3 separate regions of the Mus musculus genome follow, and all the other regions are linked to region 3. The links are chromatin loops, found by intact Hi-C in ENCODE. Cell type or tissue: gastrocnemius. All regions are shown on one strand. Links, peaks and the distances in the headings refer to the core of each region. The heading gives the core; the rest is flanking DNA. Region 1 holds the start of 5830418P13Rik (RIKEN cDNA 5830418P13 gene). Region 2 overlaps Bfsp2 (beaded filament structural protein 2, phakinin). Region 3 holds the start of Cdv3 (carnitine deficiency-associated gene expressed in ventricle 3).

What was found. Peaks named below come from ENCODE experiments on the same cell type or tissue, not always from the same donor. Only the 100,000 strongest peaks of a DNase experiment are listed, where the experiment ranks them.
Region 1: a loop joins it to region 3, with 2.6 times the contacts of the local background. A loop is called at or near these places in 11 of 42 quality-filtered maps.
Region 2: it touches region 3 in a loop (3.0-fold over the local background); 12 of 42 quality-filtered maps call a loop at or near these places.

Annotation. Positions count from the first base shown.
Region 1 is chr9:103,423,151-103,430,195 of GRCm38, reverse strand. It overlaps Bfsp2 (beaded filament structural protein 2, phakinin), which reads left to right. Exons shown (of 7, transcript NM_001002896.3): 6 at 3,419-3,639; 7 at 5,052-5,272. The coding sequence ends at 5,055. It overlaps 5830418P13Rik (RIKEN cDNA 5830418P13 gene), which reads right to left and starts at 6,618. Exons shown (of 6, transcript NR_040466.1): 1 at 6,567-6,618; 2 at 3,381-3,619; 3 at 2,810-3,046; 4 at 2,409-2,507; 5 at 1,690-1,798. In gastrocnemius, for the core only: no CTCF peak of the experiment used is centred there; a DNase peak (open chromatin) is centred at 3,527.
Region 2 is chr9:103,431,015-103,438,059 of GRCm38, reverse strand. Bfsp2 (beaded filament structural protein 2, phakinin) reads left to right here. Exons shown (of 7, transcript NM_001002896.3): 5 at 5,270-5,401. All of the region lies in intron 5 of 5830418P13Rik (RIKEN cDNA 5830418P13 gene), which reads right to left. Among named protein-coding and RNA genes, the nearest start is that of 5830418P13Rik, 11 kb to the right of the region's middle. In gastrocnemius, for the core only: a CTCF peak has its summit at 3,655; DNase peaks (open chromatin) are centred at 5,396 and 5,784; H3K4me3 peaks cover 533 bases; H3K27ac peaks cover 2,459 bases.
Region 3 is chr9:103,361,171-103,368,215 of GRCm38, reverse strand. It overlaps Cdv3 (carnitine deficiency-associated gene expressed in ventricle 3), which reads left to right and starts at 2,436. Exons shown (of 5, transcript NM_175565.3): 1 at 2,436-3,162; 2 at 4,165-4,241. The coding sequence starts at 2,848. In gastrocnemius, for the core only: no CTCF peak of the experiment used is centred there; DNase peaks (open chromatin) are centred at 2,293, 3,186 and 3,916; H3K4me3 peaks cover 3,414 bases; H3K27ac peaks cover 3,259 bases.

The DNA.
Region 1 (7,045 bases), core at 745-5,744, 62 kb before region 3:
GTACATGGTGCCCATCACTCTTGTAAGGCATGTGCCACCACTGCCCAGCTCAGAGATCCCACTCTCCTTTAATCCCAGCACTCGGAAGGCAGAGGCAGGCGGATTTCTGAGTTCGAGGCCAGCCTGGTCTACAGAGTGAGTTCCAGGACAGCCAGGGCTACAACAGAGAAACCTTGTCTCTAATACCCCCCCAAAACAAGAGTGGGATCTGAGATTTCTATTAGTGTACCCCTTGACAATACCCCAAATCATCAAGGAAACCCCTCAGGCCACATAGGGAACTTCCCTAAAACATGGGACAAAAACTATAGCCGGACAGCCCAAGCATGTTCCAGTGATGTGTTTCTCTAAACCACAGCCATTACAGATTCAGTGTCAACAACTCACAAAGAGGACATAGGTTTAGAAGTCTGTTCAAAACAAAAATCTATTTCCTACATAAAATGAGAGAGAGAGAGAACAAACCCAAGGCCATGAGAACAAATGATTCTCCAAGTCTAGGCCATTTCTGCATGCCCACTGCTGTAAAGGGCTCTCAGATCTCACAAGCTAAACAGCAACTAAGGCCAGAGGCTGCTCTACGCTTAGTACATAGTATCTCACACTGCTTCCTAAAAGGCACTAGACCGGCTATCTAACTCAGAGTTCACATGTCCTGTGGAGTTAAGAACACCCACGGGCTGGGGAGAGAACTCAGGCAGGGAAGAGCTTGTCCTGAATTCCATCACCTAAACCTGTATATTGAGGGGGGGGCAGGAAAGCTGGGCATGGTGGTGTGCCCAGCACTGAAAAGGATAAGCCAGAGAAAGATCCTGCCTCAAAAAGAAATAAACACTAAGGAATAGTGTCTGAGGTTGTCCTCTGATGTACACACACACACACACACACACACACACACTGGCATACAGACCCCACACTCATGAACACTTACAAGATTTAGCTAATATGATAACTTTGCCTAACAGCACCACCAACAAGAATCTATTTCTGCTATAGCAGTTAGAAGTCTATTTTTAAAAACATGCCCTGGAGGATTGGGTACAGGAATTTAATTCATCAAGATTTGATTGAATCCAACTTAGAAAAAAAAATTTGTTTTTATGTGTTACATAGCCAGTGTAGCACATACCCTTAATCTCAGCACTTGGGAGGCAGAGGCTGGCAGATCTCTGTGAGTTCAAGACCAGCCTGGTCTACATAGTGTGTTCCAGGACAGCCAAAGCTTATAGTGTGAGACTCTATCTTTAAAAAACAAAAAAATGGTAGGGTAGGTACTGAGGCTGCAGAGATGGCTCAGCATTTAAGAGCATGTGCTAGCCTTGCAGAAGGCCCACATTCAGTTCCTAAAACCCATGTCAGGTGACTCACACCCACCTATTCCTCTGGCTCCATGGGCTCATCTGACCTCCATAGGCACCCACACTCATGTGTTCACACCCTCATTCAGACACACATGAATTTACAAAATTAAAAATAATACGCTGGGTATGGTGGCGCACACTTTTAATCCCAGCTCACGGGAGGCAGAGGCAGGCAGATTTCTGAGTTTGAGGCCAGCCTGGTCTACAAAGTGAGTTCCAGGACAGCCAGAGCTATACAGAGAAACCCTGTCTGGAAAAACCTAAATAAATAAATAAATAAAAACACAATTTTGGCTGAAGAGATGACTCAGCAGTTAAGTGTACTTACTGCTCTTACAGAGGACCCAGATTCTGTTTCTAGCACCCACATGGCAGCTCACAACGTCTGTGACTTCAGTTCCAGGGGTTCCAATGCCTCTTCTGACCTCTGTGGGCTTCTGCACACATGTGACAGACATACACTTAGTATACACATACACATAAAACAAATAAGAAAAAAAATTAAGAAAAAAAAGTCTCTTCAAAGCCAGATACTAAAATATAAGGTCACTCTACTTGGAGCTATTAAATATGGGCACACTGATGCTTAGTTTCTGACCAGCCTGTGCTAACTTTCAGGGCACCGGACACAGAAAGATGAGAAGAGACAGGTCCTTAGTCTGATGGGAAGAGAGAGCAGCAGGGCAATAAACATAACCACAGAGCAGGTGCCTTCATCCAGGTGACACATATGTCCCAAACACCTGGCCTGCACAGGCCCTTTCCTGGCACTGAGGGTACAGAGACCAGTTTTCTGCTAAGTCCCGCCATTTTGTGAGAAAGGCACATCCCTGTGGTAAGTTCAAGGACATGCGCATGCTTGGAGCCATGGAAACAGGGGAGCTCCTAGCCCAACTGAGGGGCATCGAGGAAGGCTTCCTAGAGAAAGTGACCCCTGAACCTGAGCTTGGGGGTGACTAGGAAGGAATGGAATTGGAATACTGGAGAGGCAGAGAGGGACAGTGCAGGTGTAAGAAACGATATGCAGCTTTATATAATGGCACGCACCTTTCATCCCAGCAGCTTGGCAGGCAGAGGGAGCTCTGTGAGTTCGAAGCCAGTCTGGTCTACAGAGTAAGTGGCCAGAGCTATACAGTGAGACCCTGTCTGAAAAAGAAGAAGGGGAGGAGAAGGAGGAAGAAGAGGAAAAAAAAAAAAACAATATGAACCCCATAAGCTTCCAAGACCAGAAATGTTGACACTAATATAGAGTAGGAAATGAAATGGAAAGTCAGAGCCAGCAATGGCAACCATTCTAGGGCCCCTTGGGAGCCACTGGGGTGATAACTAAGCAGAGGAGATAAAAACCCAGATGTGTATTTTGCTAAGGCACTGTAGGAGCTGTGTGGAGAATGTAGGAAGGCAGAAACTAAAAGCAGGGTGTTGCACAAAGACACCGCTGAGCTGACCTTGGGTGATAAACATCCAATCCCAGGCCACAGTGTTGGGGGAGAAAAGGCAGTGTGGGTGTGAAAGCTTCACAGGAGGTGTAAAAGCCGGGACTCTATCCATCCATGGCCGCGATGACAGAAAGGGAAGTCTGGGGTGCATCTTCTCCCAGCTTCCCCAGCCGAAGCACCCATAGCCAACGTAGACATCTGCGCCGGAGGTACCAATGCAGGAGTCATGATCCGAAAGCTAGCAACCTGAGGGAGGTAGCCATCAGCCACACAGACCCGGAATCCCTGCTGTAGGGTCTCTAGCTCCCTGTGAGGCAGTTGAAACTCACCAAGGAGCAATAGGACGGGACCTAACAAAGATGTATTATTAAACAGCACAGAAAAACACTGAGAGGTAACGGACAGACACATGCATTTCAGCTCCCCCCTGGCCATTCTCTCTTGCCCGTTGCAAAAGGTCCGTGAAGCAGAGTGGGGCCTTCTGGCTCTCCCCCAGGGCCACGGAGACCGATCTCTATCATTCTACGGGGTTGACAACATCAGAAAAATGGGTAGAACAGGTCGGTCACACATTTCCTACCTGGACCGCCCAAGCCGATAACCTTCACTCTTTTGTAGAAACGAGGCCTGGAAAACAGCTTGCACGACGCCCAGCACTGGCATGACATGGAACTGCAGAACCTGGGTGCCGTGGTGGGCAGGCTGGAGGCAGAGCTGGCAGAGATCCGCTCAGAGACAGAACAGCAGCAGCAGGAGCGGGCACACCTGCTGGCGTGCAAGAGCCAGCTACAGAAGGATGTGGCATCCTACCACGCCCTGCTGGACAGAGAGGAGAACAAGTATGGACATGTGATGTGCTCGGGTTCCTCCTTATCTGCAGGGAGGATGCAAATGGGGCATGGGGGTGGGGTTGGGCTGAATTGGTAGAGAGAACACTTGCCTAGGATTCACAGTCCCTGGGTTTAACTCCCAGGACTGCATAAACCTGCTCATGATGACCCCTGCTATCACAGTGTACTCAAGACCAGAACAGGGAGAAACAAAAAGCCTTTTTCTTAAACGACTCTTAAACCTCTTTTTTTTTTTTTTGAATTGAGATTTTTATTTATTTTTATTTTATGGGTGGGTGTTCTGCCTACATGTAAGTCTGTGAATCACCTGTGTCATACACGTGGAGATCGGAAGAAGGGGCAGGAGTTAGATAGTTGTACGCTACCACATGGGTGCTGGAGTTGAATCTAGGTCCTCAGAAGAGCAGCCAGTGTCTCTCAAACATTTTGAAGAGGCTTCCTGTCGACTTTCTTCTAGCTGAGTGACATACCAGCAGGGCTGCTGAGAAAACTATGTTTAATTTGGAGTCTACAGGGAAGACAAACAAGGTGTTATGAATGACAGTGGAGTTGCCCACTGTCCCTTTTGTGAAAAACTGACTTCACAAAATCACCCTCTGGTTTTTATTATGCACCGTGGCACACGTGTATATGTGTGTGAGCATTTACATGTGTGCATTCACATACACATATATGCATGCACAAACACACAAATACTAATAAATAAAAATAAAGTACAAAAGACTACTTAGGGATCACACTGTCCAACCTCTCACAACTCAAGAGAGAATGGGAAGGCCCATGTGGAGGGTGGGGGTTGTCCACGGTCACACACAGAGGTTGAAGCAACTCTGGGACTAGTGGCCCTCTTTCAAAGAGCATAGCATCCCATTGCTGGGATGAACAACCACAGAACCATCTGCAAACCTTCCAGCACCTCCTTTCAAGTGGAAAAACCGTCATCTCTCTCCCCCAACTGTCTTTTTGTCCAGTTGCTTTCTGTGGAATGTGAAAGATGTTCCTAACAAAACTAAATCCTTCAGATTCCTGCACGCATATGAGTAAATATATAAAGTTTTAAATAAACATGGAGGAGTAAAGGGGTGGTATGTAGTTCAAGTACCCACCGAATGGCTGTTCCGCAGATGTCCAGCCCTAACCCTGGCCGTCCTCATTCCCTCCTGTGCCCACCAGATCACCACACATCCCCAGTTACTGACAGGACTTCACATCCCAGAGTTCTGGAAGTCATTTGTCCAAAATCCATCAAACCACAAAACAGGGGTTCGAACCTTGGCACTGTCTTATTCCAAAGACCAAATTCTTTCTCATAACATGGCTTCCTTTCCCACACTCCTACCGTGGTATCTTTACTGAGGTTCCGTTTCTGCCGCTTCTGACTCACGTGTGTTTCTTTTCAGCTAATGGGAAAACCAAAAAACGACTTCCTCTTTTCACAAAGAAAACTCTGCCTTCCTCGGCAGCCCACCGGTGACGTCTGAAGAACCTCAGTGGCTGCTGGACTCCCTAGCTGACTCAGACGGAGCTCCCTGGGGGTGGAGAGAATTCTGCTCCCATTTCTGTAGTCTGTAGCTTGAACAACCGAGGCCTCTCTGAATAAATACTTTGCGTGTGGCTCCCAGTCTGCCATTTGCTGTGGCTAACTTGCTGGTGGTGCAGAAACCCTTCCTTTTCTCTGCAGGTCCCAGGGCCTCTTTGGGGATTTGGGTTGGTGTTTCATGAGTATGTGCGTGTGTTTGTTTTGTTGGTTCAAAGGATAGGACCCAGGGCCTCATGCATGCTAAGTGTGTATGATACACTACACCCCCCATACTGGGAGCCATTCTTGGATGCTTCTAGACAGCATGTTGAGCCTGTTAAATGAGTCCATCAGTCTCATCATTGCCTCAAGGTCAACTGTTCTGGTTTTATCAACACACAAAGGCTGTTCATTCAAAAGTTCTGCACTTGACGGGTACCCTGGTCACATGCAAATCTCTCTCTCTCTCTCTCTCTCTCTCTCTCTCTCTCTCTCTCTCTCTCTCTCTGTCACACACACACACACACACACACACACACACACATCTCATTTGCCCATAGCATAACACCTCTCCATCAGTTTCAACCCATGGGGGACTAATTAGGTTGTGGTAGTTCACCCATTTACAGCCTCAACATTTCTTTTTTGGGATCCACATGCCAGCGCCCTCCACCCCCCCCCCCCGCCCCCCACGCCAGCCCTCTCAAGGCTCGGGCCAGCCAAATCTATTCATGCATCTGCTTCCCACGAAGGCAAGACCCTCCTGCCCTCAGATTACAACTGAAACCACCACCTGTGTGGGACCACAGGCTCTCAGTGCTTCTAAAACCACACACCACCACACCACAAAAACAAACACGTCTGTTTCTGTTACCTGCCTGCTACACAGAATTAGACCAAGATAAGCTCCGTCGTTGTCCCTTTGTCACTGTGAGCTACTTACCCCAACAGAGGGATACATCCCTGTGTGGGAACATTTGAAGACCTTCATATGGATGTAAAGTCCCAAAAAGACCAATAAACAGTGTTTACCTTTATTTAAAAACAAACAGCCGAGAATGTGAGGTTGCACACCTTTAATCTCAGCACTCAGGAGGCAGAGGCAGGTGGATCTCTGTGAGTTCAAGGCCAGGCTGACATACAAAAAAGAGTTTCAGAACAGTCAAGGCTGTTACACAAAGGAATCCTGTCTCAAAAAACAAAACAAGCCAACAACCTTTTAAAAGAAGCAAGGTGTGTCCTGGTTAGGATTCTGTCCCGTAGATTTCCTTGCTGGCCTGCAGGACCAAAGAAAGAGAACCCACGAGTCTCCCAGAAGGCCAGTTACTTAGACTCTACACAATATCTTTACATAATTCAGTGTCTGAAGTCCAGAAATAGAAAAGACACCACTTACGCTCCGTTTCAGCTAAGCCTCCACTGCCCTGCTAGCTTGCTCGCTGCGAACTGCTCCTAATTGAACCACCTGGGTGCAAAAGCCATCAGGAAGACAGTGCAGCTGTCTCAGCGACATTGGATGCTGCAAGACCTTCTTGCCTTTCTTATTATCCTTAATTATTATTTCCAAGCCAAGATTTCAGTTTCCAACCTCTACACAGCCCAGGGCCTGGAAGGTGAAGAGGACCCCATGCTGGGGTTTTGTTTGTTTGTTTGTTTGTTTGTTTGTTTTTGCCGAATCTGGAAGCCACTGGTATGCAAGGAGAGTAGATGCGCGCCCTCTCAAGGGTTTCTCCCAGTGGGGCTGCGAGTTTTAGACTCTTCTGCCCTGCAAATCTCCACGAGCAGGTGCCGCGAGTCAGAAAGTTAATCACCTTTTGGCAGGGGAAGATCATGACTGACGGCTGCTTCCAGTTCCCAGCGCAGGCTCCTGCTGCT
Region 2 (7,045 bases), core at 1,662-6,661, 69 kb before region 3:
ATAATCAGAGTAGCTTCATGTTGGCCTTTGATTCTTTACTGAAGAAAATAGACATTAAAAGGCCACCCTTAGGGCATCTTACCCATTCTCAAGCCCTCAAGTGTCAGTCACCAGCAGTTGAATGGCTGGATCCTTTCTCACTGTCCAGTAAAGGATCCTCACCCACCCCTGCACTTAGAGGCTATGGGCGGAGCTCAAGCCAGCTGTGAAGCTTCGGTTGGTACTTCAAACACAGAGTCTCCATCTCAGAAGGATGCTTTTCCCTGGCTTCCTGATTTGCCTGACCTCAGAGCATCTCGTAGATACTTTTTGATTGGCTGTTCCCATAAAAGGTATAAAGATACTACTTCTAAAACAGGAGATTGTCAAAGATGAAACAACCCAAATCATCCCTGGGGGATTAAGGTACTGTCATTCATACTCCACACATAGCCGTCTCCTAGGAGACAAGCAAACAAGTCCCTTAAGAGGAGGATGATCATAATAAGCAAAGACAAAAATACTATAATTTAGACTTATCCAATAATTAAGAAAAATCTATTTTTAGCCCATGGGTGAGTTTCTTCTCTTGCTTTTAGCATACAGTATGTTCAATTCCATCCCAGATGTGAGCTGGGGCAGCAAGTCCTTGAGGCCATTAGCTGTTTCTTTTGGCAGATACCACACAATCTGGGAATTGGTGGCTCTGTTCCATCCCAGAGAACAGCTTGAGAAGCCAGGCGGCTCTTGTGTCCACTCAAGGAGCCATGAGACCCTGACTAACCAGGCCGGTATTCCACTCACAGTGAAGCTTCACTGAGAGTCACGCTACTTTTAAATACACCCCCGAGGAAGCCCTATGTCAGTGAGGCAGGCTGAACGGTATCCAGACTTCTCCCAAATAAATCTTGCATTGGGCAGCAGGGAGGAGGGCTAAGTCAGGGATGCATAGCATAGCCTGCCTGCTAAAAGCTCTCTGCTGCCAAATAGCATGTGGCACCAAAGACACCAAAGTGGTTTATAAGGCTTAATAGCATAGTAGTTAATCTTCCTAATAAAGACAAGATCTGGTCTAGTCCGGTTCACAGGAGACCCTCTTCTTCCTCGAGTCCCCGGCATGTCCTGGGCCCATGTTGTTGACCTTCTTCAATGAAGGATGTTGGGGATGCCCTAGGTGTGAAGAGCCATTAAGCTACCCAGAAGGAATAAGGAGTCGTCACTGCACACCCAATTCCTATGATCTAGAGAGGAGGTTGCTGGGTGGGATGCAGGAGTAGACAGAAAGGCCCCCACCCCAAATGGCAGGATGACACTTGCCAGGAATACTCTGAAGCAGAGCATTGCCTGAGTGACAGGGGACAGTGCCATGTGACAGGGGACAGTGCCATGTGACAGGGGACAGCCATACATTTGCCAGATAAGCTCGCAGTGCATCCAGATAGGAGTTCTGATTTTCATCCATTACTGAATAAACTGAGGCACAGAGTAGACAGGAAACTCGCCTCAGCCCAGCCATGTAGAAAGCGGCAGAGCTGTAGTCTGCGGGCAGGCTCAGCACTCTTTATTGGTTCTTTTCTGTTCTTATTTTGAGGCAGAGTCCCCTGCAGCCCAGGCTGGCCTTGGACAGTCTACGGTACCCAGGGTACCCTTGAACTCCTTCCTGTCCCTCCGGCTTCCATCCCCACGTGCTGGGATTACAGATTGGTGCCACCACACCCCAGTCAGGATTAACACTCAACTGCTAGGCTCAGAGGGACAGAAAGATCACATAGATGGGAGACTGCAATTCACTATCTTAAGAATGAGCAAGAAACATCTTAAAGGCTGTGAGGATGGAGAGTCTGTGCAGATATGTGGGGCTGCTGTCGGGATCTTTCTAGGGCAGTGGTTCCCAACCTTCCTAATGCTGTGACCCTTTAACACTATGCCTCATGCCATGGTGACCCCCCCAACCAAAAATTTATTTCCATTGCTGCTTCATAACTGTAATTTTGCTACTGTTATAAATCGTAGTTTAAATATCTGTGTTTTCCAATGGTCTTAGGTGACCCCTATGAAAAAGTCCTTCAACCCCCAAAGAGGTCGTGACTCACAGGCTGAAAACTGCTGTTCTAAAGCAGTGTGCCCCCCACCCCAGATCAGGAGCCCTTGTGACCCCAGAAGCAGTGAATTGCTTTGCTCCATGACAAAGAACACAATGCAGTCATGGTCATGTTCTTGTGAAGTCTGGAAAGCACACCTGTGCTCTTGCAAGGCTGTCGCTCACCTCGAGGTCAAAGCAGAGAGCTTGCATGACTCTCAACCCCACAGCAAGTGCTTGGGGAGAGACAGACACACATACACCCTGAGATCCCGAAGCCTGGGTGCACAAGCTTTCAGAGCACTGACCATTTCTGACATCAGAGCATGTCACTGGTGGCTTGCTATGCCCTCCTTTCCCCTAGGAGCCCATTTCAGTCCTCACCCTGCAGCTTTAAGTCATAGGCAATGCTGCTTGTGAGACAGCCAATGATGATCCTAAAAGTGATCAGCTTTAGAAAAAAATGTCCTCGTTCTTCCTTTATTTTCCCCCAATAGTTCATCCCCTAAGTAACTAATTATGATTATAATAGGCGTGTGCTTATGTACACACTCATGCATGCATGTATGCATGTGTATATGTGTGTGTGTGTGTGTGTAGGTGTGAGTGCATATGGGGAGGCCAGAGGTCAATGTTGGTAGCTTCCTCAGTTGCTCTCTACCTTATCTTTGATATAGGGTCTCTCACTGATTAGCCAAGGTGCATGTGTGTGCGTGCGTGCGTGTGTGTGTGTGTGTGTGTGTGTGTGTGTGTGTTGAGTCTTTTGAGACAGGGTCTCACTATGTACACCTGACTAAGCTAGAACTCACTGCATAGACCAGGCTGGCCTCAAATTCAAAGCCTGCCTCTGAATCACACGTGCTTGGGATGAGAGTAGAGATATATGTCACTACACCCAGCTATATTTTTTTAAGATTTTTAAAATATTTTTGTTTGTTTGTTTGTTTGTTTGTTTTTGTTTTTCGAGACAGGGTTTCTCTGTATAGCCCTGGCTGTCCTGGAACTCATTTTGTAGACCAGGCTGGCCTTGAACTCAGAAATTCGCCTGCCTCTGCCTCCCAAGTGCTGGGATTAAAGGCGTGCGCCACCACGCCCTGCTTTTTTTTATATTTTTATTTTATGTGTGTGTGTGGGTGCTTTACCTGCATATGTGTGTGTACCACTTGCATACCTGATGCCCTTGGATGTCAGAAGAGGGTGTCAAATCTCCTTGGAGTGACAGATGGTCATTAGCCCCTGTGTGAGTACTGGAAACCAAGCCTGGGCCCTCTGCAAGAGCCACAAATGCTCTTAACCACTAAGTCATCTCTCAAGCCCCATAAATTTATAAATTTTGAGTGTGAAAATCTTCACCATATTTCAAAATGTTAGCATGCTCTCCCAATCCAGAAATGGAGCCAAGATTTCAAGACCTGGGGGTCAACATAGTTGAATCTTATCCTGTACCCTAAATGAGTAACTGAGTCTCACCTCCTCAGGGCCTGGGACCATAAAGGTTTCCTTGGCCTCTCTGCCTGCAGCATTGGCTCAGAGACAGCACATCAGAATGTACTGAAAAAAGAGAGTGACCTCATTTTATCATCCACCAGCAGGGGACCTGTGCCCCTGCGTGCAGCACCCAGAGCTCCCCCTGTGTTCACAGCTGCAGCTGCACTGGTTTGTACAATGAAAAGGGTACTGAGGCCAGAGACATGGCCCAGCAGTGAAGGCACTCACCACCAAGCCTAATGACCTGAGTTCAGTCCCACGTGGTGGGAGGAGAACTGGCTCCTGTGGTATCCTCTGACCACCACGTGAGTCATCATTGTACATGTGCACCGCATAAGCTGTGGCATGTGTGCACCCACACAAACATGCCCCCCCACATACAAGTAAATAGCATAATGTAAAAAAAAAAAAAATTTAAAGGAAAACTATGACTATCAGATATAAAGATCCAGATAGAAAACCTGGGGCTGGAGAGGTGGCTCAGCAGTTGAGAGTACTTGTTGCTCTTGCAGAGGACCTGGGTACATTTTCCAACACCCACATGATAGTTTCCAGACTTCTGTAACTCCATTTTCAAGGAGTCAATGCAATCTTCTGACCTCCATGGGCACCAAGTAGGCAAAACATTTACACATGAAAGTAAAGTGAATAAACACAAGAAAGCCCCTTGTCTGAAGAAGGTGTGGGGACCTGGCACTGCCTCCCAGGCCAGGGTTACAGGTTCTCTGAAGGATCATTTGTACACATGTCCCCTCGGCACTTGGGGGTTGAGGCAGGGGGATTGGGAGTTCATGGGACGGCACATAACAAGACTCTGTCTTCACGTAAATACAGTTTATCTCAAGAATTTATCCTCAGGGATACCTTCTTGGATGGAATGCAAGCATCTAGAGCTCCTCTTTACACTGCTGTAGAAAATAGGGGAAATCTGGAAACAACCAAAATGTCCACCAACAGGGAACATCTAAATAAATGACATTAACCCCAAACAAGGCAATGCTCTGTAGCTGCTCAAAGACTATACTCACCTCAACATGCTGGCAGAGACCAATTACTAACACATAGTAAGTACTGTAGCAAACAAGAGAAGGCAGTAGTGCATATTTACCTATAAATATAGTTGTGGGCCGCATAAGGATGTTCAGATCAATGATAGATTAAATGTGCAGGGTTGGGCCTGTAAGATTGTATCATCTAGTGATGTCGTAGCCACCTTAGCTCGTGCAAGCATAGTTCTGACATGTTCACATAACAGCGGAATTCTTTTATAGATCTCAGATGGTATCCGTGCCATCAGTCAGAGCATGAAATATTTATGAAAGGAAGCATAAGAAATTGGAAACAGGAAAACTGTGATTAGAACTCAGGGAGGAGAGGAAACATCTTACTGTTTTCAATGAGAAAGAGGGAGGGGGAGGGGGAGGGACGGGGGAGGGGAGCAGGTTTGAACCCAGGGTCATGTGCAAGCTAAGCAAGTACTTCACCATGAACTACAACCTTCTCGGAGTCTTTAATAAATCTTTTTGAATGTTATTCTATTTTTAGGCATCAAAGATTCAAAACAGTTTTTTGTATACAAATTGGTTAGCAGGTTTATAAAAAGGGTGGAGGGGAAGGTATTTTTTTAGTCTGGCAGAGAGTTCGTTTAGAAGGAACTAAGGAAGAAGGTGGGTTCAGGTTTACAACTCATCCCAGCTCACCCCAAGACCTGACTCTCCACAGCAACAGACAGAGGTGGTCCACGTATCCCAGACCCAAGAAGAAAAGCTGGCTGCTGCCCTCAGTGTAGAGTTACACGACACTTCACGCCAAGTCCAGAGTCTCCAGGCTGAGACGGAATCTTTACGGGCTCTGGTGAGTGTGCCAAGAAAGGCCCTGGTGGTTTTTATGTTTAACTCTCAACTGTCAGTTTGATGTCTCATAGTTCATAGCCTGCAAAGGGCTTCCTTCTTACAGGATGCGGTTTGGGCACCTGAAGTATCTTCTAAACTCTGATCAGATACTGACTCATACTTAACAACTGCCCTGGACACGGCAGGGCCCTGTGGAAATAGCCCTTACCTGCCTCTGCTCGGAATGTTGGCTGCTAACACTCACAGCTGTTCCTTCTCAGATGCCCTGCTTCTTCAGAGACTTGCTATCAGCCAAACAGAAGACTCCTGATCCAAGAAGGCAGGCCGTGCCCTTGACCCAGACAGTGGCAGGCTGATGGTTTTGAAAGCCCAGTCTACTAGCTTCAAAGTGGGAACAGCTGTACAGTGATTTCCACGGTATTGGACGGTGGCCAGTTTTCAAGGAGGCTACCTCCCTGCTTAGCGTCTTCCCTGCCCTGTCGTCTTTTTCTCAGTCAATCCTCCTTTTCCTGAGAGTAATCCTGGAACTGTTTATAAGTTCCAAGATCCTTGTCTCAAGCTCTGCCTCTGGAGCCCTGCCCCAGATGCCTAGTAAGCTCAGGCCCACTGTGGTTTGCAAGCAGGTGCCTTGCAACTACTAATTATTAGTAATTAAAATAATTATAGTCAGCCCCTGTATCCATGGTTTCTCCATCTGTGGATTCAATCAACCTTCAGGAACAACACTGCACCTGCTCTGCATGTGTGCAGCCTATATTTCTTACCAGTGTTCCCTAAACAGCAACCTAATCACCTCTATAGTGGGCTGCACATTGTATCACATGCGAGTCATCTATAGAAATGTCATGAGATTTAAGGAAATATGCAGGAGGAATGTACAGGGCATATGCACATGTGATAGCTATTTCTGTAAAAGACTTATGTCTATAAATTTAGGTATTCTCAGGCATCCTGGACTCAACCTCACACAGCTCCTAAGATGACTAAATTAAGCTCCACCTTCTGGTCTGGATTGGACTGAAGCTCTGTTACGGTAGCATGGCATCTCCCCCATCATTCTAACCAAAGAGCATTGTTGGACCATATGTGTATGTTAGTATGTTTTTACATCTATATCAATGTATCTATATTGATATATCTTATATCTATATATAAGAACTCACCATGTTCCAGGAGCTATACCCAGTGCTTTGGGGACATAAGACACACCAGGGAATAATACTCCTAGGGAATTCAGTGACTTCTATAGAGGAACTGATGCCACCTTAAGAATCACAAGGCTCAGCATGTGAGGGAGTGACAAGGGGGAGACTAGCTCCACTATAGGAGTCCGTATGTTTATTTTTTGGTGGGTATAGAGAAGGGCAGAGTTGGGGTAGGGTCTAGTTGGGGTAGTCTCCACCCACCAGGAAGTCTACCTCTGTCTTTACTCTTCTCCTAGACAGGGAAGTCCTGTGAATTTGGGACGAGTGCTTAGACTTGTGATCTTGAACCCCGGGCTCCTGTCCTCACTGGTCATATGACCTTCTAAGTTTCTATTTTCACCTCTGTCTAGTAAGGATCTATTTTAGTTGTTCTATGTACCTGCTGTCTTTGTGGCTTACGACGTCAGTGAATCATGTGCTCTATCGTCCTGTGATTTAGG
Region 3 (7,045 bases), core at 962-5,961:
TTGGAGACAGAGACAGGAGTGTTATCTATCACTCGGCCCTCCTGGGCTACACAGGAAGACCTTGTTTAAGGAAGAGAGAGAGCCAGCTGGAGAGAGGACTCGGTGATGAGAAGTACTTACCGCTCTGCCAGAGGCTTGTGTTCAGCTCCCCGCTCCCATATCAAGTGGCTCACAGTAAATCCAGGCTTAGGGGTTCAGATGTACAGTCACATCCATGTACTGATGCATGCACATAAAATAAAGATAAATACATCTTTTTGGAAAGGAGAAAAATGGGTGGGGTGTTCAACTGATAAAATAGTTGCAGGATACAGGAAACAGCTTTGTAGACAGTGGTGGGATTTAACCTCAGCAGAGGGAGGCAAAGGCAGGAAGATCTCTGAGTTCAAGGCCAGACAGGGCTACACAGGGTGACTCTATCCTAAAAACAAATGAAAGGAAACAGAAACAAAATGAGAGAGAAAGGAGAAAGAGAGAGAGAATTGGAAGTGGAGATTCAAGACCATCCTTGGCTCTGTGTTCAAGGTTAATTTAGGATACTTTAGACACTGTCTTAAAATGAGGGGGGTGGGGAGCAGGAAAGGGCAGAAAAAGAAGGAAAGAGGAAAGAAGACAAGGAAGGTAAAAAGAAAGTTTGCTAAGAGATGTTAAGCAAAGCTGGTGGCACTGGGCAGTGCTGAACTTGGACAATACCACAGGAAGATATGTGGTGTCACAAAAGGAAGTCACCTAGGAACCATCCTGGGCTGGGGGAAGAGAACAAATATGTCTGCTTATTAGCCAGGTGTGGTGGCGCACACCTTCAATTTCAGCACTTAGGAGGCCCAGGCAGGTGAATCTCTGAGTTTGAGGTCATCTCCGTCTTCAGAGCCAGTTCCAAGGCAGCCAGGACTACATAGTGAAACCTGTCTCAAAAAACAAAACAAAAGAAAGGTCTTCTTATTGTTGGCTACAGCCATAGAGCCTTCATTTATCCATCGATATGTTCAGAATGTAGGTCTTCAATAGCCACAACTAGGGAAGGACTTGTAAGGAAAGACAGGAGGGAACAGGTGTGGAAAGACATCCCTCCATTTACTAGCTGGGTCCTATCTTTCCCCCAAGGCTACAGACATAGGACTTAGCCATTTCCTCAGTGGTTGTCACAGCTTTCTCCTCTACCCTTTAGAGGAAGCAGAAGTTTAATGCATACCCAGACCACACGTCTCATAGAGAAACACACATTTGATTCTCCAAGGCCCCAAAGTCAAGTCAGGTGGAAACAAGGATATTTTTTATCCCCTTCTCTGTCCTAAGATCCAGCATAGGAGCCAAAGTTAAACTGTAGCAATCACTCAAACTCAAGTCAGAGCAGGAGCAATTCTAGGTGCAATTGTGTAACTAAAAACAAGGAAACTCCAACATCTGTATTGGGTCATTCATTCTTTAGCTGGTAGAGAGCCTCTCTAGCAAGAATGGAAACCCCTAGTATCGCTAACATAGGCACAAAAGTGCATGCCTGAATTCTCAGCACTTGGGATGGTGGAGGCTGGAAGGTCAGAAACACATTATCTTTTCTATGTATGGCGTTCAAAGCAGCCTGGGGTAGGTGAGACCCGGTCCCAAAACAAAGCAATCTCCCCCAAGCAAACAAAAAGCTTTCTGGGCTGCAGATGTTTCGGGGATCAAGTATTCACATAGTATGTGCCAATAGGGTGAAGACCCAGGAAAAGGAGGGGTTTTGTGTGTTTTCTTTTTGTGATTCTGTGGACAGACTCTGCGCTGACATGCGCCTGTCGCACGCTACCACCAAAATCACATTCCCAGCCATTCTCCATCTCACAAGAGCTAGCGTTAGAGGGTCAGATTTATTTAGCCTGACCCTGGTAGACACAGCTAGTCAAAATCAGTTCCCTTCCTTTCATGCACTGGCTTATTTAAGATCCTTCCGTAAATGGAACCACGAATACTAATCCAGCGCTCCTCATCAAAAGCATTCCATTCAGAAGAAAAGTAATAGGTGCCCGACCAGAGAGGGTGCGAGTACAGAAAAGCAGGGCAGGAGGACCAAGCTTGAACATAGCTGGCTTAACATGGTCTCTTTCCTTTTCCTGAAAGTTCAAACGCCTACCAGGCCACAGTCCTGGCGAGCAGACGCACGTGTACCCTGCGCATGCGCGCAACCAAGGCACACCCGCCCCCTCCGGCTGGTCTTCTTCAGCCAAGTCACCAACCCTCTAAATGCCCGCCCTCAAGGCAAATTCCCTGGCCAATCGGAGGCAGGAGTCACTAGGGACGTCACTCTCTTTGCCTACACCCGCTTTCTCCCCGCCCCCATACAGGGCACCGCCCCGTAGAAGGAACGGATTGTCACCTAAGCGCTCCGTCCGGGCATCTGATTGGCTCTCCCGGAAGACCCGCCCCCTTCTCATCCCGCCGCCCGCCCCCCTCGGCGCGCCCACAGCGGCGGGCGGAACCGAGCGCGCAGGCGCGGCGCTGCCTCTCTCTGCTGGTGGCCCGCCCTCCCTCCTCCCCTCCCTCCCCTCCCCGTCCCCTCTCCCCCTCCTCAGGCCCGCGCGTCTTCCTCCCGCACGCGCCGTCGTTAGCCGAGCGCTCGCCGGTGCGCGCCTTCCTTGTCCCTCAGGCAGCGGGGCGGGCGCGACCCTGCTCCACGCTCGCGGTTCCCAGCGAGGAACGTACCACCAGAGCACGGGGGGAGCCGGCCGCCCTGCCGCCCGCGCCTCGGCGACCCCGCGGGGCTGAGGCGACGCCGCACCCTGCAGCCTGAGCGCACAGCCGGCCTTGACCCAGAGCTCGGAGCCGCGAGCGCCGCGCCCTCCGCCGGCCCCACCCATCCGGACCGCGGCCATGGCCGAGACCGAGGAGCGGAGCCTGGACAACTTCTTCGCCAAGAGGGACAAGAAGAAGAAGAAGGAACGGAGCAGTCGCGCGGCCAACGCGGCGAGCGGCGCGGGCGGGAGCAGCGCGGCGGCGGGCTCCAGGCCGGGCGATGGCGGGAGCCTGGGCTCCGGTGCCAGGTCGGGCGACGGCGGGAGCTTGGGCTCCGGCTCCAGGTCGGGCGACGGCGGGAGCTCGGGCTCTGGTGCTAGGTCCGGAGACGGCGGGAGCTCGAGGTCCGGAGACGGCGGGAGCGCGGGCCCCGCCGGCAAGGCCATAACGAAGGTGAGGGTCGGGAGGCCGGCGGCCGGCCGCATGTGCCCGCCCCCGCCGGCCCGGGAGGCCACGTGACTCGGGCTTCGCACGTCGGCCCGGCGGGCGGGCGGGCTCGCGGTCCTCGGCCCCCGGGGCTCGTCTGGCCGCCCCCGTCCGCGGCCCTCTGCGCGCCGCGCCCTCTGGGCCACGGGGGTTGGGCCGGTCCCCGGGTGACGTGTGCCCGAGTCCTCGTGGTCCCGCTTGAGCCCCGCTGGGGCCGGATTTCATGTTCTTAAGGTGTTCCGAGGCTCCTCTGTGCCGCCCGGGCCAGCGTGGCTTACTCTCCCAACCACGGCCACGCAGGGCTGGGAATTGAGTTGTGGAATTTCTGTCGCCTTCTCTCCGCCGCTCAGCTCGCCCTGGGCTTGGGTTTAAGTAAAAGCGGCGGCAGAGAGGGCGTTTGGGAATTAGGCACGTCTCCGGATCTTGCAGGAACGGGCTAAACTTTACCGTCCGGCCACTAGCCCCAATTTTTGAGACAAGGTCTCACGGTGTAGCTCTGGTTGGCCTCCAGTTCACAAAGAGCCTCCGGCCTCTGTCTCTGGAGTACTGGGATTAAAGGTCTGTGTCACTGTCTGCAATTTTGTTTTTTTTTTGTTGTTGTTGTTGTTGTTGTTTTTTGTTTTTTTTAAAGATCACATTTATTTGCTTATTTGTGTGCGCGCACTCCTGTGTACGTGTGCGGAGAGGTTAGAGGCCGGGGTAAATTCTCTCTTCCCACCACGTGGGCCTGGAGAGTTAGACTCTCTGGTTCTCGGTGTTGACTGCCGCCGATTCTTAGACCGACTCAAGAATCCTGGCGACCACTGATGGAATTTTTCCGAGTCTGGAATCTGTTTACCAAGATCTCTAATTAATTAATTCGATGTTTCGCGGGTACCTTTACCAGTTTGGGGAATCCCGTTGGCCCTTGATGCCTTTTAGTCTGAAGTGGGCTTACCAAAAACTAATCAGGTGTTGTTTCTTCCATAGGATGAAAATGAGTGGAAAGAATTTGAGCAAAGAGAGGTTGATTACAGCGGATTAAGAGTTCAGGCAATGCAAATAAGGTAGGATGTGATTACACGTGGGATTAGGTAACCTTGTTAAGTAGTGCACGCGTTTACTTTTTTTTTTTTTTAAATGCCCTCTGTGTCATTAAATTAGTTGCCAACTCTAAAATCCTGTGGTTTCCCTATTTGCAGCTATGTGGATTTTTGGCTTGACTAAAATGGATTTTTGTCATTTAAAAATTTTTAACACTTCGTGTTTGAATTTAGGTGGTCTTCCCTACCCCTAGTAGGGCTCCTGTAGTTCACTCGCTGCCCTGAGAACTTACTGTGTGACTCAGGAGAAGAAGGGGCTTGTTTTTTTTTTTTTTTTCCAAAAAAAAATATTTGAAGCGAGTTGCCTGTGTAATACATGTCTGTACTGTCTTCTGGAATTGGAATTACAGCTGTTAGTGTGGGTTCTGTGAGCTGGACCCTGATCTGTGGAAGACCGCTGAGCGACATGTCACCTTGAACTCTTAATTCTAAAGTGTCCACCCAAATGTACCACCAAGCTGTGCAGGAACTTAGTTTTTTCTTTTACTTACTTAGTAAAATTGTTTTCTAGTTCTCTCTGGTAATTGCAGTGTAGGATACTTCCAACATACACGAATTTGCATTGACCATGAAGCCACCTTGAATACCCACTACCCCAGTCAAAAAATTGAACGTTAATAGAGGCTCTTCTGAACCTATCCCCAAAAGTAGCTTACCCTAGCCCTCGTTTGCACAGTTCTTAGCTGTGTATTCCGGACTGAACTTGAGCTGCTGGAATTGCAGGCCTGTGCTACCTGCCATTTCGGGCTCTGAGGTGACTGGTTTTCAAAGTTCAGGAAAACAGTCATTTTCACAGTTGGATTGGTTGATTTAAGAGAACCTACATTGTCACGTTCAATCTGTGGTAGTTCATTTTAGATCTGGTTTTAAAAGTAACATGTTTGGAAAGATTTTTTTTTTAAGTAGAAAGGGTAAGTATTTAAGGTAAGGTTTTTGAAGTTCAAAAGTGAGTAGGGCTCTATTGCCTTAAAATCCTTTACTCATCTTACACAAGCAAAATGATTGGAAATTGTCTTTGGTTTGAAGCTTGCAATTTGTAGAGAATTCCAGTGACCATATGGGACAGTTGTTGAGGAAATAACTTTCTTAACTCTAAATTAATCTTTTAAAATCTAGATTATATATGATCTGAGGTAACTTATTGAAAAGCCAGGTAGTATATTTTAATGTATGGTTAGTGTCTGTACCACCCAGGCATTCATATCCCTAGGTGTTCTCACTTGTGAATTTACCAAATTAAACATTGTTTTTTATAGTAGGGAACTTAGAAGTTATCTCCCTTTTTGGTGTGGCTTTAGTGTTTTGTTTTGCTTTGTTTTTCCTTTTTTAAAGATTTAATTACATATGTATGTCTGGGATGTATATGTACATGTATGTGCATGCAGGTGCCTGTCGAGGCCAGAAGAGAGCGCATCAGTTCCCTTGAAACTGGAGTTACAGGTAGTTGGGAGCTGTGTTCTAGGGACTGAATTTGTATCCTCTACAAGAGCAGTATATAAGCTTATGAGTAATTTTAGAAAATACTTGGTGGTGAAAGCCTTAACTGTCAGCTGTTGAGAAGCTGAGGTGGGGAGAATAAGAAAAATCAGGTGCGCTTGGGTTAGAGTGAGTTTAAGGTTACTCTGAGCAATTTAGTGAGACCCTATCTCAAAACTTAAAAGAAAAAGTAGAAAATGTTCTTGTTTTGTATCTCCAAGTCTGATCTATAAATCTGGAGAGGGAGTTTACAGGTTCCTTTCTTTTATCTGGATGTGGTCCCTGCTCTGAAGTTAAATTATGCCCTTGAGTGGTAATTTCTGGACATATTGACTTGAATTTTAGTGGGTAAAAGTAACACTTTCTGAAGGTAGAGGGGTGGCCTTCAAGTTTTTTCAGTATAAAATTTGATTTTGTTAAATTATGGAGAACATTTAAATTGAACTGGTTTTCTAACAGGATATAAAATTCTTTATTTTAACTTTTTTAGAGTCAGGAAGTTGTTAATAAACTGTTAGGATCTACTTGTCTCTGCCCTGCAGTGTTGACATGCCTGGCTTTCATGTGGGGGCCAGGGGTTTGAACTCTGCTCTTTTTACTTTTACAGCAAGTGTTCTTACCATATATACAGATGAACAGTTGTGATTTACTGTGTTGGTGAGTGAATAGATTCAAAGAGTGAATGAATAACTGAAAGCAACTGCTTCAGTGTATGCAGGTGTAAATGCCATGTAGGTGGGAATCTTTTTCACCTTTTTTGGATGCATTAGGTTGTTGGGATATTACCACACCCAGATGATTACCTATTTCATCCCTGAAGCAATTATAGTATTGACATGGCTTTACAATTTAAAAAGGCAAAAAAAAAAAAACCTCTTGAAAAAATTATGAAGATTGGAAACCACAATTAGCCTGGGTAATTATAAACTTCATACTAGCTAATAAGCTACTGTTAGACAATGGTGTTGTGCTATCTGATCAGATTTTTACGATCCATTAGAGAATAACATGTTCCCATCTCTTTTTCAAATGAAAGCTAGAATTTTTTACTTCCTGTTACGAAGGTGATATATGTACTGAGTGTATAAATTTGCTCTTCGTATTGGTGATATCTAAAAGCCAGCCAGTATCATCTTGAAAGCCTGACCATTAAATGACAGAGATGGCAGAACCTGGACTTGAGCAATCAGTTCCTAACATTGTTTTAGCTATCAAAGTTCTCATTAAAATTACAGATCTTTAGGATTCTCTCTGGATGTTTGATGTTTATGATAAGTATAATGTATTAGATG